Regions from separate parts of the Homo sapiens genome. Here region 1 is linked to region 2. A link is a contact called in ENCODE Hi-C or POLR2A ChIA-PET data. All regions are on one chromosome and are shown on one strand. Each heading gives the region's core, a stretch centred on a gene start or an enhancer-like site at or near the end of the contact. The rest is flanking DNA. Distances are from core to core; before and after follow the strand shown.

The links. A loop is a pair of places that touch in the nucleus more often than their neighbours do. ChIA-PET counts read pairs that join two places held with the same protein, here RNA polymerase II (POLR2A). Pooled maps may share reads with other maps.
Region 1: a pooled map shows a loop between it and region 2 (5-fold over the local background). The contact joins the enhancer-like site here to the promoter of GNAI3 in region 2. A Hi-C loop is called at or near these places in 1 of 37 single-sample maps with no recorded cell type and 7 of 50 pooled maps. POLR2A ChIA-PET finds 5 or more read pairs at or near these places in 4 of 52 experiments (CD4-positive, alpha-beta T cell, PC-9, activated CD4-positive, alpha-beta memory T cell and 1 more).

The regions. Positions count from the first base shown.
Region 1 is chr1:109,812,395-109,819,099 of GRCh38, forward strand. No RefSeq gene overlaps it. Among named protein-coding and RNA genes, the nearest start is that of LINC01768, 12 kb to the right of the region's middle. RefSeq lists enhancers at 3,833-3,952, 4,103-4,152 and a silencer at 4,323-4,402. Within about 2 kb of position 4,002, at least 5 of the 41 ENCODE cell types and tissues checked have a DNase peak (open chromatin) inside an H3K27ac peak, as active enhancers do.
Region 2 is chr1:109,546,497-109,553,135 of GRCh38, forward strand. It overlaps GNAI3 (G protein subunit alpha i3), which reads left to right and starts at 2,119. Exons shown (of 9, transcript NM_006496.4): 1 at 2,119-2,342. The coding sequence starts at 2,225. It overlaps GPR61 (G protein-coupled receptor 61), which reads left to right. Exons shown (of 2, transcript NM_001393907.1): 2 at 1-764. RefSeq lists a silencer at 1-131 and enhancers at 1,646-1,705, 2,236-2,405.

The sequences.
Region 1 (6,705 bases), core at 2,752-5,251, 270 kb after region 2:
CAACATGGTGAAACCCCATCTCTACTAAAAATACAAAAATTACCCAGACGTGGTGGCGGGCGCCTGTAATCCCAGCTACTCAGGAGGCTGAGGCAGGAGAATCACTTGAACCCGGGGGAGCGGAGGTTGCAGTGGACTCCAGCCTGTTTGAAAGAGTGAGACTTTGTCTCAGAAAAAAAAAAAAGTCCCTACATCGTAAGCGGCTGTTTAAAAAAAAAAAAAAAAACAACAAAAAACAGCTAAGGCATCCCTGCCTCACATCTATAATATAATAAAATAAATTCCAGAGAAATAAAATGTTTCAATATAAAAAGAAACCACAGAAGACATGAAAGAAAACAGGAGTGACTATTTTTTTTTATTTTAGAGTGGGGAAGACCTTTCTAAGAAGAAACTCAGAAAAGCCTAATACATTTAACTACATGAAATTTGTAACATTCTGGACAACAAAAGCTCTATATACAAAGTCAAAGCACAAAGAACAAGCTGGGGAAAATACTTGCAACAGATAAAACAAAGGGTTTGTATCTCCAAGCTACAAAGAGCTTTTCCACATCAACAAGAAAAAGATAAACAACCCAACAGAAAAATGAAAAAAAAGCCAGGAGCAAGTAATCCATAGAAAAAGTATTATAATTAGCTATTATATGTATGAAAAGATGTTCAACCTCCCCCATAGTTTAAAAAAAATCAAATTAAATCTATCAGGATGGCAAACATTAAAAAGATGAAATATATATATACATATATATTTTTTTCTTCTTCCTCTTTTTCTTCTTCTTCTTCTTCTTCTGCTTCTTCTTCTTCTTCTTCCTCTTCCTCTTCCTCTTCTCCTTCTCCTTCTCCTTCTCCTTCTTCTTCTTCTTCTTTTTCTTTTTGAGACAGAGTCTCCTTCTGTCACCCAGGCTGGAGTGCAGTGGCACAATCTCGGCTCACTGCAACCTCTGCCTCCCAGGTTCAAGTGGTTCTCCTGGCTCAGCCTCCTGAGTAGCTGATATTACAGGCATGTGCCACCACACCTGGCTAATTTTTTGTATTTTTTGTAGAGACAGGGTTTCATCATATTGGCCAGGCTGGTCAAGAACTCCTGACCTTGAGTGATCTGCCCACCTCAGCTTCCCAAAAACTGTTGGGATTACAGGCGTGAGCCACTGTGTTCAGCTAAAAGATGAATAATATTTAGTATTGACAAGATGTGGGTTAATGGGCATTTTCACAGGCTGTATAGTTGGAAGGAAAAATTGGTAGAAACATTTTTGGAGGGCAATTTTGTAATATCTATTAAAGTTTGAAATATGCAAGCCCTTTGACTCAGTAATTCCATTGCTAGGAATTTATTATAGAATAAGGATAAACACCACACATCAGGGAGTTCATGGTGCATTTTAGGGGAGTCAGTGTGAATTTGTTCCTCCACAGGGTAGTGTTTTGTCTTAATCCCCTTGGGATTCTACAGGCATCTGGGGTGTGGAGTTTATACAGTCCAGTAAACTCACTTACTTCTCTCTAAGCCCATACACCCTTAAAAGCTCTCATAGGCTAGGCACAGTGGCTCATGCCTGTAATCCCAGCACTTTGGGAGGCCAAGGGTGGCGGATCACCTGAGGTCAGGAGTTTGAGACCAGCCTGACCAACATGGAGAAACCCCGTCTCCACTAAAAATACAAAATTAGCCAGGCATGGTGGCGCATGCCTGTAATCCCAGCTACTCAGGAGGCTGAGGTAGAGGAATCGCTTCACTCTGGAAGGTGGAGGTTGCGACAAGCTGAGATCCTGCCATTGCACTCCAGCCTGCAACAAGAGCAAAACTTTGTCTAAACAAACAAACAAACAAATAAAAACTCTCATAAATCCCCACTTCCCCTCCTCTAACAGCTCACTTTTTGTTGGAAAATAAATCCCTCTGACTTTGGGAAAGCCATCTGTACCTCAGCTCCAGAGGGGAGCATGTGACCTAGACTCTGTCGGAATATTTTATCCTCCCACCACATCTGTTGGTTCGGTGGCGGGCACATGGCCTAAGCTGTTCTCATTGTAATGCAGTTCTGTTGGAAGTATTAGGACAGAGATCTTCTTTTCCTATAGGTGTCATAGATAGATATGTGATCTGAACCGCTCTAGTTCTTTTTCTGCAAGGATAAAAATGAGCTTGAGGATGAAGCTAATCTACGGAGCAAGCCTGAGCCAAGTGAATTACAGATAAATGAGCTAAAGCCTGATGATGTTGTAAACCTCTAGATCAAATCATACCTGAATCCCACTGAGCCTCTGGGCTTTTCTGATGCTGGAGGCAATACATTCTCTCAGTTTGAGAAGAGATGTTTGTGTGCTTGCAGTGGAAGCCTCTCCACAAAGACAGAGTCCCTCCTCCTTGCAGACCATCTGGTTCTTTGTCTAGTAAGGCTCTGCCTCAGAGAACAACATTTTGTTAATTCTTCTTGGGAGCAAGGGAAGCCCTCACTTCCTTCATCCTAGGCTTGACTGCTTTGAGGTACTGTTGAGGTGGTATATGGAGGTGAGAGAAAAATGCCTCCTTGTCTGTGTGAGCCTCCTGTAACAATGTAAACTAGTCAGATATTAGTCTCTCCCTAAATTATCTCACTACATTGGTTTCAGCTACAAAACTAGGAACAATTCAAATGCCCATCAGCAGGGTAACTTAATCGTGGTTCAATCACATGGCCGAGAGTGGGGGGATCCTCCGCAGCCTTTAAAAAGATGGAAGAAATGCTCTATGTACTGCCATGAAAGGCACCCAGAATAAACCATTTATTGAAAAAACCCGGTTGAAAAACAGAATGTATAGTATATAATGCCATTTGTGGTTTTTCAAACTGTAAGTCTGTGGTTCTATCTGAATAGAAAAAGGTCTAGAAGGAAGGTTGCTTGCACAACAAATTTTATAATGATCCCTGGGGGCTAGAATTCCGCAGGCTTTGCATTTTCTATTTTTTCTACTCCTTTATTGAATTTGTATAGTGTAATAAAAAGATTTTTTTAAAGAAAATTTTTACAGTGCTGGCCTCTGGTCTGTAGCTCCCTATTTCCCTCTGTGGCAGTAACTGGAGGCCTCAAGGGAGCTGCCACATCCTGAGTGTGTAGCTAAACACCCCTGCTGCTCCAGGAAACTCCAGCCTTGCTTGGCCTGTTTTTGGGTCTGTAAGAGACAACTCCAGGGTGGGTAGGGCCTCAGGGGCAGGGCCGTGTACCCAGTCATCCTGAGCCTGGTGTACCACCTGGTGCCAGGTGGTGAAGAGTGACTGGGCCAGGATGCCAGGGGGTGGAGTGGTGAGTTGCTGGTCTGCTTTGTTAGAGGAAGATGTCGGCATGGGTAGTAGGCTGAATCATAATCCCCAAAGACTTTGGATCCTAATCCCTTCGTATCAGTGAATGTTACTTTATATGGAAAAAAAGGTCATAGCAGATGTGATTAAGGATCTTGAGATGGGCAGATAGTTTTGGACTATCCTAGTAGGGCCTAAATGCAATCACAGATACCCTTAAGAGAGAGGCAGAGGGAGATTTGTCAAAACAGAAGAGGAGAAGGCCATGTGACTACAGAGGCAGAGACTGGAGTGATGTGGCCACAAGCCAGGGAATGCTGGCAGCCACCAGAAGCTGGAAGAGGCCAGGCACAGATTCTCCCACGACACCTCCAGAGGGCGTGCAGCCTGACTGAAACTGGATTTTGGCCCAGTGATACTGATTTTGAACTTCTCTGCCCTCTGGAACTATGAGAGAATCCATTTCTGTTGTTTTAAGCCACCAAATTCATGACGATCTGTGACAGCAGCCACAGGAACCTGACATAGCTGTCAAAAGTGAGGCTGGCCTGCAGCTGTTCAGCGTGCTCTTTCCTGAGGGCCTGCCTTCCTCACTCCAAGCTGCCCAGGCTGAAAAGAAAATGAGGCTGCTTCCTCTAGACATCCTTGAGAGGGGCTTATCTAATGAGTTCTGGCACTTGTGAGGAGGGGTGTGTGGATGTGGAGCCTACTCTTGCTCTCCACTAGCCTGGCTGGTGGTGAGGGGTTGCCCAGCAACCACAGAGGCTGGCAGGGCTCCCCACTGTGCCCTGGTTTCTCCTCAGAGCAGTTCTTGCCCTGAGTATTGTTAGAGTGCAGAGGCTATTAAAAAAAATGAAAACACCAACCCTCAAAATAACTTCCCAGGTTCTAAAAATGGAATTCTGCCCAGTAGTAATATTTCTCATTCTTGCAATAGTAAAATTTCTCACTTCCTCGTGCTCTGTAGGCTTGTGTCTGGCCCAAGAGGGAACTGCTATTAATGGCAATTTCTGCCTGATGTAATCCCCTTGGTGAGCCACCTGCCTGTGGATGGTGACACTCCTTTACCCAACAGGCCTTGCACCCTCCTCCACAGAACCTCCCGCAGCGTGTTAGGTTTTTGTCTGCTTTGATTGATATCCATAGTCTCTCTTGGTTCAGAAAATAATAACAACAATGATAATCAACCAATTACTTATATAGCTCTTATAATTGTCAGGCATTGTCCCAAGCACGGAATGTTTATTAACCCATACACTGCTCATGACTGTCCTGTGGGGTAGCTATTAGTATTATCCTCCTTGTACAGATGAGAAAACAAAGTCATGGGGAGGTTAAGAACATGTACAAGGGCACATAGCTACCAAGTGGCTGAGCTGGGGTTTGAACCCAGCCTGAAGGGCTCTGGGATCAGAGCTCTTACCTCCTGCATTGTATTGGCTGGCTGGAGGAAGGATGGGGAAGCCTTTCTCTGTGCAAAGCGAGCTGTCCTGGGCAGCTGATTTGGGCTTGCCCCCGGTGGGCCCTTGAGGTCTTTTGAGATCAGGGCTGTGATTGCCTGGAGAGGTCTCCCAGCAGCACACACTCTACCTTAGTGCCTTCCATATTCTCTTCCTGCTGGGGTCATTGCAAAGCCTGTGACTATGAGCAGGGTGAGGAATTATCCTTCAGATTTTGGGCACAGACCTCAGATGGGTGTCCCGGAGGAACCAATGTAAAGTCCTCAGGCCTGGGTGTGGGGTGAAGCTGGTTCCATTCTGCTCACATTTACTGGGCAGTGTGTGGATAAATAGCCCACAAGAGCGGAGGATGGTCCTGGGTGCTGAGACTAGAAGGGGAGCAGCCTCCTTTCCTCTCCTCATGGGAAGGACCTGTGGGAGAGGGGCAGGAGGAGGACGAGTGGCCTCCCCCAGGGCCCTGGGGTGAAATGAACAGGTGCCCATTCTCTCTGTCCTGCCCAGGGATGGCCTGATGTCTTACATGAACAGAGCCTAGAAGTTGGAGTGAAGAGACCTGGCTTCTAGTCCTCGTTCTCCCAAGTTTGAGGTGAGGTATCACTCTCTCTGTGTCCCAGACTTCCCCTCTGTAAACCAAGGGATTGGATGCGCTTTGATACAAAAAATCCCTCTCTAAAACCCATAACTGATCTGCAAATCCAAGTTGGTTTGCTGTGTTTTCTCTGTGAGACAGCAAGCCACAAGCAGCCAGATCCAATGCTCACTTTCAGCAACTCCTGTCATTTTGTCACTGTGCTTGCCTCTCTTCCCTCACTAGCGAAATAGGGATTAAAACACTCATCTCAGAGTTGTGAGCCTTGAAGGAACATCGCATGGAAAGGCCCTTCTTGGAAAGGCAGAGCCCTGCCCTATGGGACCCATCAGAGAGGGGCCCCTGCTCACCTGGACTCAGATGGGGCTGGGGGTGTGGATACTGGGATCTTCTGGAGGTAAAAGGAAACCAGGTGAAGAGATTGCAGACTGGCAGCTCTGACCTGGACAGGCAGACACATTTTTTGGTCCAGCAAAAATAGCACACTAGAAAAAAAATTCTAAGTGTCTTCCTGGGGAGAGGATAAGTTCCACTCTCTAGTTCACCCACAGAACCCACGCCTCCCTGTTATCTTACACAGGGCTGGGTATGGCAGGCCCATGAGCTCATTGAGTCCTGCCTTCAGAAAACCTGGACCAGGGGGTTTGGATGTTCCAGGGGGCAGGACTGATGCTCCTCCCATCCTCAGCCCCACCCAGGTCTTGGCAGAGCCCAAGTGGGTGTGTTGTGGGGGAGTCCTGAACTGGTCTGGGCCTCATCGCTCTGCTCTCACCCCCAACCCCAGAGATGAGAGCTCCAAGTTCAGCCAGCTGGGTCTGCTGCCTCCTTGCCTCTGATCTGGGGTCCCAGAACTCCTCTTTTCCCAGAGGGGGTCAGGGCAGAGGGAGGCAGTGTCCCTGCTGGGCCTGTAGAGGAAGCTGAGGGCTGCGTATACCCTGGCCAGCAGCCCAGGAAGCCTGAGCATGTAATGAAAAGATTGCATCTCCTCGACTCTGCTGTTGGGGACAAGCATTTCCAGTGTTGTCCTTGCCCTGTGACCTCTGTCTGGGCACTGCCTCCCCTGCTTCCTGGCTCTGTTCTGTCCCTTTAGGCAGGCTCAGCAGCCCCATCTCAGCTGGTTCTGGGCACAGAGAAGACAGAGACCCCTTTCTCCTCTTCAGGTCTCCAGACGGCCACCCCAAAGGGTGACAGACGTGCCTCCCATTCACATGCCTCTTTGCTGTTGGCAAAGCAAAGTCACATCCATCCTGGAAGGGACACCCCAGCTCTACAGAGGCCACCCAGCTGTGAGGGGATGAGCTGCACCTCCGACGTAAATCTACTGAGTGTTCACCCTTGCGCTGGCCCCCTAGTCCATCCTGACTCCCTGTGT
Region 2 (6,639 bases), core at 869-3,368:
AGGAGGAAGGGGAGGGCATTAAACATTGCCTGGCAGCCATTTTGTTAATTTATTTTGCCTTTTCCTTTGACTTTGCCCTCCAGCCCTTCCTTCACATACATCAAAGAAGAAAGTTTTAAGAGCAAGGGTATCTTTAATTCAGGCTGAAATTTCCTGACACTGTGATCTCACTGGTGTTTATTACAGAGTTTGACATACATGGGTTCATTTGCCATTTATTTTTCCCTGTAGGAGTGGATCATGAAGGAAATAAAAATTTCTCTTTTATTATGCTGAGAACTTTCCCAACAATTTCTGCTATGACCACCTTCCAGGAGTTTTCTAGTCACCAGATGCCTTGGTAAAGTTCAATACGTAATCTTTGGCTCTGAAAGCTGTTCCTGGACAAAATCTGAGCTAACTCACTGAAGAATCAACAGATTGAGGCAACCATCCGGTCAGTTACTTTTTCCTGCATCCTGCTGGTGTTGGGGTAACTCCCAATCCTAGATGAAAACCTTAGACTTTCTGTTGTCAGGTGTCCCCAGGCAATATCCTACGGGGGCATGATAGAAAAGGGTAACTCTGGGGTCAGATAGATGTACTTACTCACTGTGTGAAGTTGGGAAAGCTGCTTAATTTCTCTGAGCCTACTTCCTCACCTGTAAAAATGGGGATCATTATTACCTACCTCACAGGGTTGTTGTGAGGATTAAGAGATGGGATGTGGGAGCACCTAGCCGTATCTGGCAAATAGGTACTCAATAAATACTGGTTTTACTTCCCTTTCCTCTTGCCCTTTTTCCCCAAAAGTATTGATAATGGAAAAGCAGTCCCTTTCATTCTTAACAGTCATTTGGGAATGACTGGGGGACTTTTCAAACCTTGAAGAATTGGCATTGCTAAGAGTTAAGGTGGACGAGGCTTTTTAAGGTGGCTCTAATCCTCTAATTAAATCCTTCTAATTAATGAATCATCACTATATAAACCTCTCTGTTGGGACCTTACTTTCTCAAGTTCAGATTCTATTAGAGAAATAAATTTACAATCACAGGGAAAGGTTTTAGGGACTGAGTTCCCTTCGCTAGAACGTATAGTAATTGTGGGCTTATTTGCCTGAAAAGTTGATTTAGGACTACCTTCACGCAGTATCCAGGGTTATTAGTGAAAGATGCTATCTGCCTGGGACTTTCACAGTGGACTTAAGTTTCAGGTGATACTAGGGCTGAGAGGCAAATTTTACTAGAACCTCTCCTTTTGCATGTTATCGCAACAGGAAATTTTAGTAGGAGATTCACAGGATGCACTGGTTTGTTTCGGGGTGTGGAATTGAAGTTGACTTATCTTGGTTTTAGTTCTAAGACCCTAAGGTAGGAAGATCTGAATTATACTGGAGAGAAGGGCAGCATGGAAATTTTATGGAGGAACTACAGGCTTACCTTTCAGGTTATCGAGTATCTGCTAGCGATTTCAAGTGGCCTTTTGCCAATATAGGAGTTAAGCAAATCTCAAGCCCACAGAAATACGTGAATAGCAAAAGGACCAGGGGACATTTTGAGAGGAGTCAGTGGGCCAGAGACGGCAAAAAGTTATTGCTGAGGTCCTAAGCACAGTCGGTGTTACGATCTCAGATGTGAGACGTGAACGGCGCCCAGGCCGGATAGCTTGTTCCCATTCCATTGATCTGAGATAACCCCAACGGAGGCAGTGTCCCATACTTGGGTAGGGGTCCCGAGTCTCCACAGCCAGAGATCAAAGGAGTTTTCTGGCAGGCGAGAAATTACCAGCAGATATTCCCGCGCGGGATGTAGGCTTTAATTTAGAAATCTCCGCCCCAAAACTGGCATCTTGAACGCGGGAGGGCATTATGAGTTAGAGGCCCCGGTTTTTCTCCATTTATCCAAATCAGGTAGCCGAAAGGTAAATGAGGCTTCAAGTTGGGCGGCGGGCAGCGAACTTGACAGAACCTCGAAACTCTGCAGATCCGCCGCCCAACCCAGCCGCCAGCTCCCCGTGACTTCCGCTTTCGGTCTCAACTCCTCTCCCTGAGGAGAGTGGTTTAAACGGTGAAGGCTGCGGGGCGTCGCCGGAAGTGTCGTAAACGTCGGATATCCGGTTCTTCTGGGCGCTAAGGGAGCTGACGGAGAGGGCCACCGCCCAGCAATAGACGGTGCCTCAGCCTGCCGAGCCGCAGTTTCCGTGGTGTGAGTGAGTCCGGGCCCGTGTCCCCTCTCCCGCCGCCGCCATGGGCTGCACGTTGAGCGCCGAAGACAAGGCGGCAGTGGAGCGAAGCAAGATGATCGACCGCAACTTACGGGAGGACGGGGAAAAAGCGGCCAAAGAAGTGAAGCTGCTGCTACTCGGTGAGGGGCTGGAGGCGGGGACTGAGTGGTGGTCGGGAGAGCCTAGGCGCTTGGAAGGCCTGAACGGGGTCTGGTCGGGCCGACGGAAAGGACCCTAAAGGGATCTGGAGGGCGTGCCGGGCGTGGGGCGGGGTGTTGGGGTTCCTAGCTGAGGCCCCAGAGGGCGTGATGAGGGGGGTGGGGTTTTGGGGTTGCGGGAATTAGGCTGTAGAGGGTGTGACTCCGGGCTAGAATTGCGTTTAGCAGAGAGACTTGGGAGTATGGGCCGGTAGATGTTGAGGGAGTAGGAATATGGGAAAAGCTCATAAAGGAAGAGTTGATACTAGGAAGGTTTTACGTTGGGTTGGAGCGTGTTGGTAACGAGAACGGCATAGAGTATATGTTGGGCTTGTATAATGGTTTGTGAGTTTGGAGCGTCGTGGTTCTTTGGCAGGATAAAGCTAGCAGGCTTGAATGGATGGTACAGAGACTGGAACAGAATGGTCACATAAGGACGTTGACATTTGTTAGTAAGAGAGCCATTTGAACTGTTGGAAGAACCCTGGATTATCCAGGAACATGAAGATAGGTAGGTGAGATAAATGACAAGTTATCAGGTATAAAGGAAAAGAGCTTGGGTGCAGAGGCCATCTCTACTTTTCCACCGTTTCCTATCATTTTTATTTTCAAAGTTTTATAACGTCTTCTTCTGTTTTTACAAAAGGATGGGAAATGGTGTGAGCTGAAGAAATTTAAAGAATGATTTCTTTGAGGTTTGTAGCAGAAGATCTAGTGAACAAGAGATTACACATTGGAGGATGCTGAATAGTTGCTATAGATGATGTGTAGTTGGAATAGTTACCTTAGGATAAGTTACAGAGTTGGACATATTCACTGTAAAGACTATGGTAGACTTCTGGTGGCTGTTTTATCCTTTTTGGCCTCTTCAAAGCAAAACCATTGACTTCAGGAATTACTGTTTATGTTATTTGATAGTCGTTTTAATTGGCTTTTTTTAAACACAGTCGGATGTATTTTACTCAACATGAGTTTCAAAATTTTTGAGAGGCTCAGTAAATCATACAAAGAATACTGGCATTAGCTTACTAATAAATCAAGCCACATTTCTTCATTATTAGTGAAGATTTTCTAGGGTAGTATTTCCATTATTTTCCAATATTTTCTAGGGTAGTATTTCCATTAGAGAAGAATAAGTAGGAGTAGGGGTTTCTACAGAAACCCTTACAAGCAATAGAAATTTACTTTTTAAAACAATTGATTTTTGAGGAAAAGGAGTCACTTTAGGGGAAATGCTAAATTTTCATGGTATAAAGCTCCAGAGAACAGAATGTACACTGTAACCCAAGACTTATTTTGTACATTCTAAGTGCCCCTGTTAGTCTCTTCGTGTGAACATATTTGGTTGGTTGTAGATTGCAGAAGCTCTGGTAATAGCTTTTTTGAATATACTATAAAGGGAAAGTTATGTATTGGAGCTTAAGGTTCCGGTTTGTATACCTGAACTTTCAGAAGATGCGAGTTCAAATTGTAGTTCTAGACTGCGACTGTCTGTATAACAGGTGGATATGCATGGTCCCTGGTACCTAGTAGGTGCTCCTTAAATATTTACTGTTAACCAGCCTGAGCCAGCAAATGTTGAACACTGGTCCTTGGGGCCTTTGAGAAATTTGATATAAACTATAACATTCAGGGCGTTAACTTTTTTTTTTTTTTGAGACGGAGTCTCCCTCTGTTGCCTAGGCTGGAGTGCAGTGGCGCGATCTCGTCTCACTGCAACCTCCACCTCTCGGGTTCACGCCATTCTCCTGCCTCAGCCTCCCAAGTAGCTGGGACTACAGGCGCCCGCCACCACGCCTGGCTAATTTTTTGTATTTTTAGTAGAGACGGGGTTTCACCGTGTTAGCCAGGATGGTCTCAATCTCCTGACCTTGTGATCCACCCGCCTTGGCCTCCCAAAGTGCTGGGATTATAGGCGTGAGGCCACCGTGCCTGGCCAGCATTTTCTTTATTGATCGATTGGTTATGAAAGTAAAGATGTATTCTCATCTTCTGTGAGTGATTTGATTTACACTGACCAACAGAGATACCCTTAGGACATCAGTTTATTGTAATGTAGTTGGAAACTTTGAGACTTTCTTCCAAAATGCAGGATTAGGCAGGCAGAATTTGGATAGGCGGAACTTGTCCAGATGTCTAGAAGAATTTTTGTTCAGGATTTTATCTGTAGTGCATTTAATTAAAAACAAAATTAGACACTTGACTTAGGGAACTTGAAAAGCAGTAAGTAAAAATCAAAGTACTAAACATATTTGCTTTTAATTTTTACCAACTTCATTCTTTTTTAAGTAAGATTTTTAAAATATTCTTGAGCAAGTTAAATCCACAAATTCAAATAGGTTGCAGAAACATATGTTCTTGCTTGAGCCATATCATAACACACATAGGAAATTAAAATTATCTTCTATGCTATTTCTATAAGCAAAATGTACCCAAAACAGTATACAGTTTTCTTTTTCCTGGATAATGTCTCCTTTGCTGTAGATGCAAGTCATTTTTACTTTATCACTATGGAACTTAGTTTAAGTTGAGATCTATCTACTTACCCTGTGTCTCCTGACACATGATATATTTTCTTTCTTATGGGGGTGTAGTTTAACATGGTGATTAATAGCATGGGTCCTGAAGTCAGACTGCTTTAAATCCTAATTCCCATTTACTAGTTATAGCCTTGGGAAAGTTAATTTCTCTTGGCCTCAGTTTTCTTATCTTTAAAATGGAGAAAATAGAGCTACTCCTAGGATTGCTGTGAGGATTAAATATGGTAATAATGTAAAGCAGAACACAGCTTGGCACATAGTACTAGCTCCATGAAGATTAGCTATTCTTATTAAGTCAAAATGAATGTTACAGATTGTAGGTATTATGGAAATTATACCAAATTAAGCAGCTAGTGTGGGCCAGATTATTTACAGACACTTCAGTATTGTAATTCTTCCTTTGATAACCTTTGGTTTGAATTTCATTTAGATGTTCTTGGAAAGGGCTGGGCGTGGTGGCTCCTGGCTGTAATCCCATCACTTTGGGAGGCCGAGGCTGGTGGATCACCTGAGGTCAGGAGTTCGAGACCAGCCTGGCCAACATGGCGAAACCCCATCTCTACTAAAAGTACAAAAATTAGCCGGGCGTGGTGGTGTGCACCTGTAGTCCCAGCTACTTGGGAGGCTGAGGCAGGAGAATCGCTTGAACCCGGGAGGTGGAGGTTGCAGTGAGCAGAGATGACGCCACTGCACTCTAGCCTGGGTGACAAAGTGAGACTCTTTGTCTCAAAAAAAAAAAAAATAAAGTGTTCTTGGGAAGATCTTGGTATATCAAATTAGTGTTTAATTATGACATTCTATTGAAAAAATACCATGCAAAGCTTCCCAACCAATGTTCCAGTGCTTAGGATGGCATATAGGTGTGCTGTTTACAAATTTTTTATAGCATTGAAATTTTAAATCATTTTTATAAGTTCAAACTTTTACAACAGTTGAAATTACATTTGAACATCTTTGGTATGATTTCCTCTTGTATAATTCATGAATTTGGTAATTTGGTTATTTACTATTTAAACAATTAGAGATGGGGGTCTCATTATGTTGCCCAGGCTGGTCTCAAATGCTTGGCCTCATGTGATTCTCCCATCTCAGCCTCCCAAAGTGCTGGGATTACCAGTGTGAGCCACTGTGCCTACCCTACCATGAATTTGGTAATTTGAAAAAATTTTATTTGGTATAAATACTAAATTTATACCAATTTAATATTTAATATCATTTGTAATACTTTGTATTTTTTTCATGCCATAATTTCATAATAAGAAATTTTGTGTGTGCGGGTTTTGTTTTTGTTTTTTTTTGACCCCAGGGCAAGCAAGAAAATTTTTTTTCACCAAGCTCTTTCAGCTCACCCCAATGAGCCTTACAAATATTTTTAATGTGTGCCATCATGTGACAAAGGTTGGGAAGCACTGGTATAATGGATAAGAGCACTGCTTTTGGATTCACACAAAACTGAATTTAAGTTCTACCTCCACTTATTAGCTCTGAGACCCAGAGCAAGTAACTTAACCATAAGAATAATAATTTTTACATATGTAAAGCAGAGATGATGTTTCATAATATGAAATGAGATAATGCATGTAAAATGCTTCACATTAGTGCCTAGCAAATAAAAAATAGTAAGTGGTCACTTCTATTGATGATGATGATCGTGAGAATTACCATTTTAGCTACTTTTTTCAGAGGTTTTTCAGACAGCT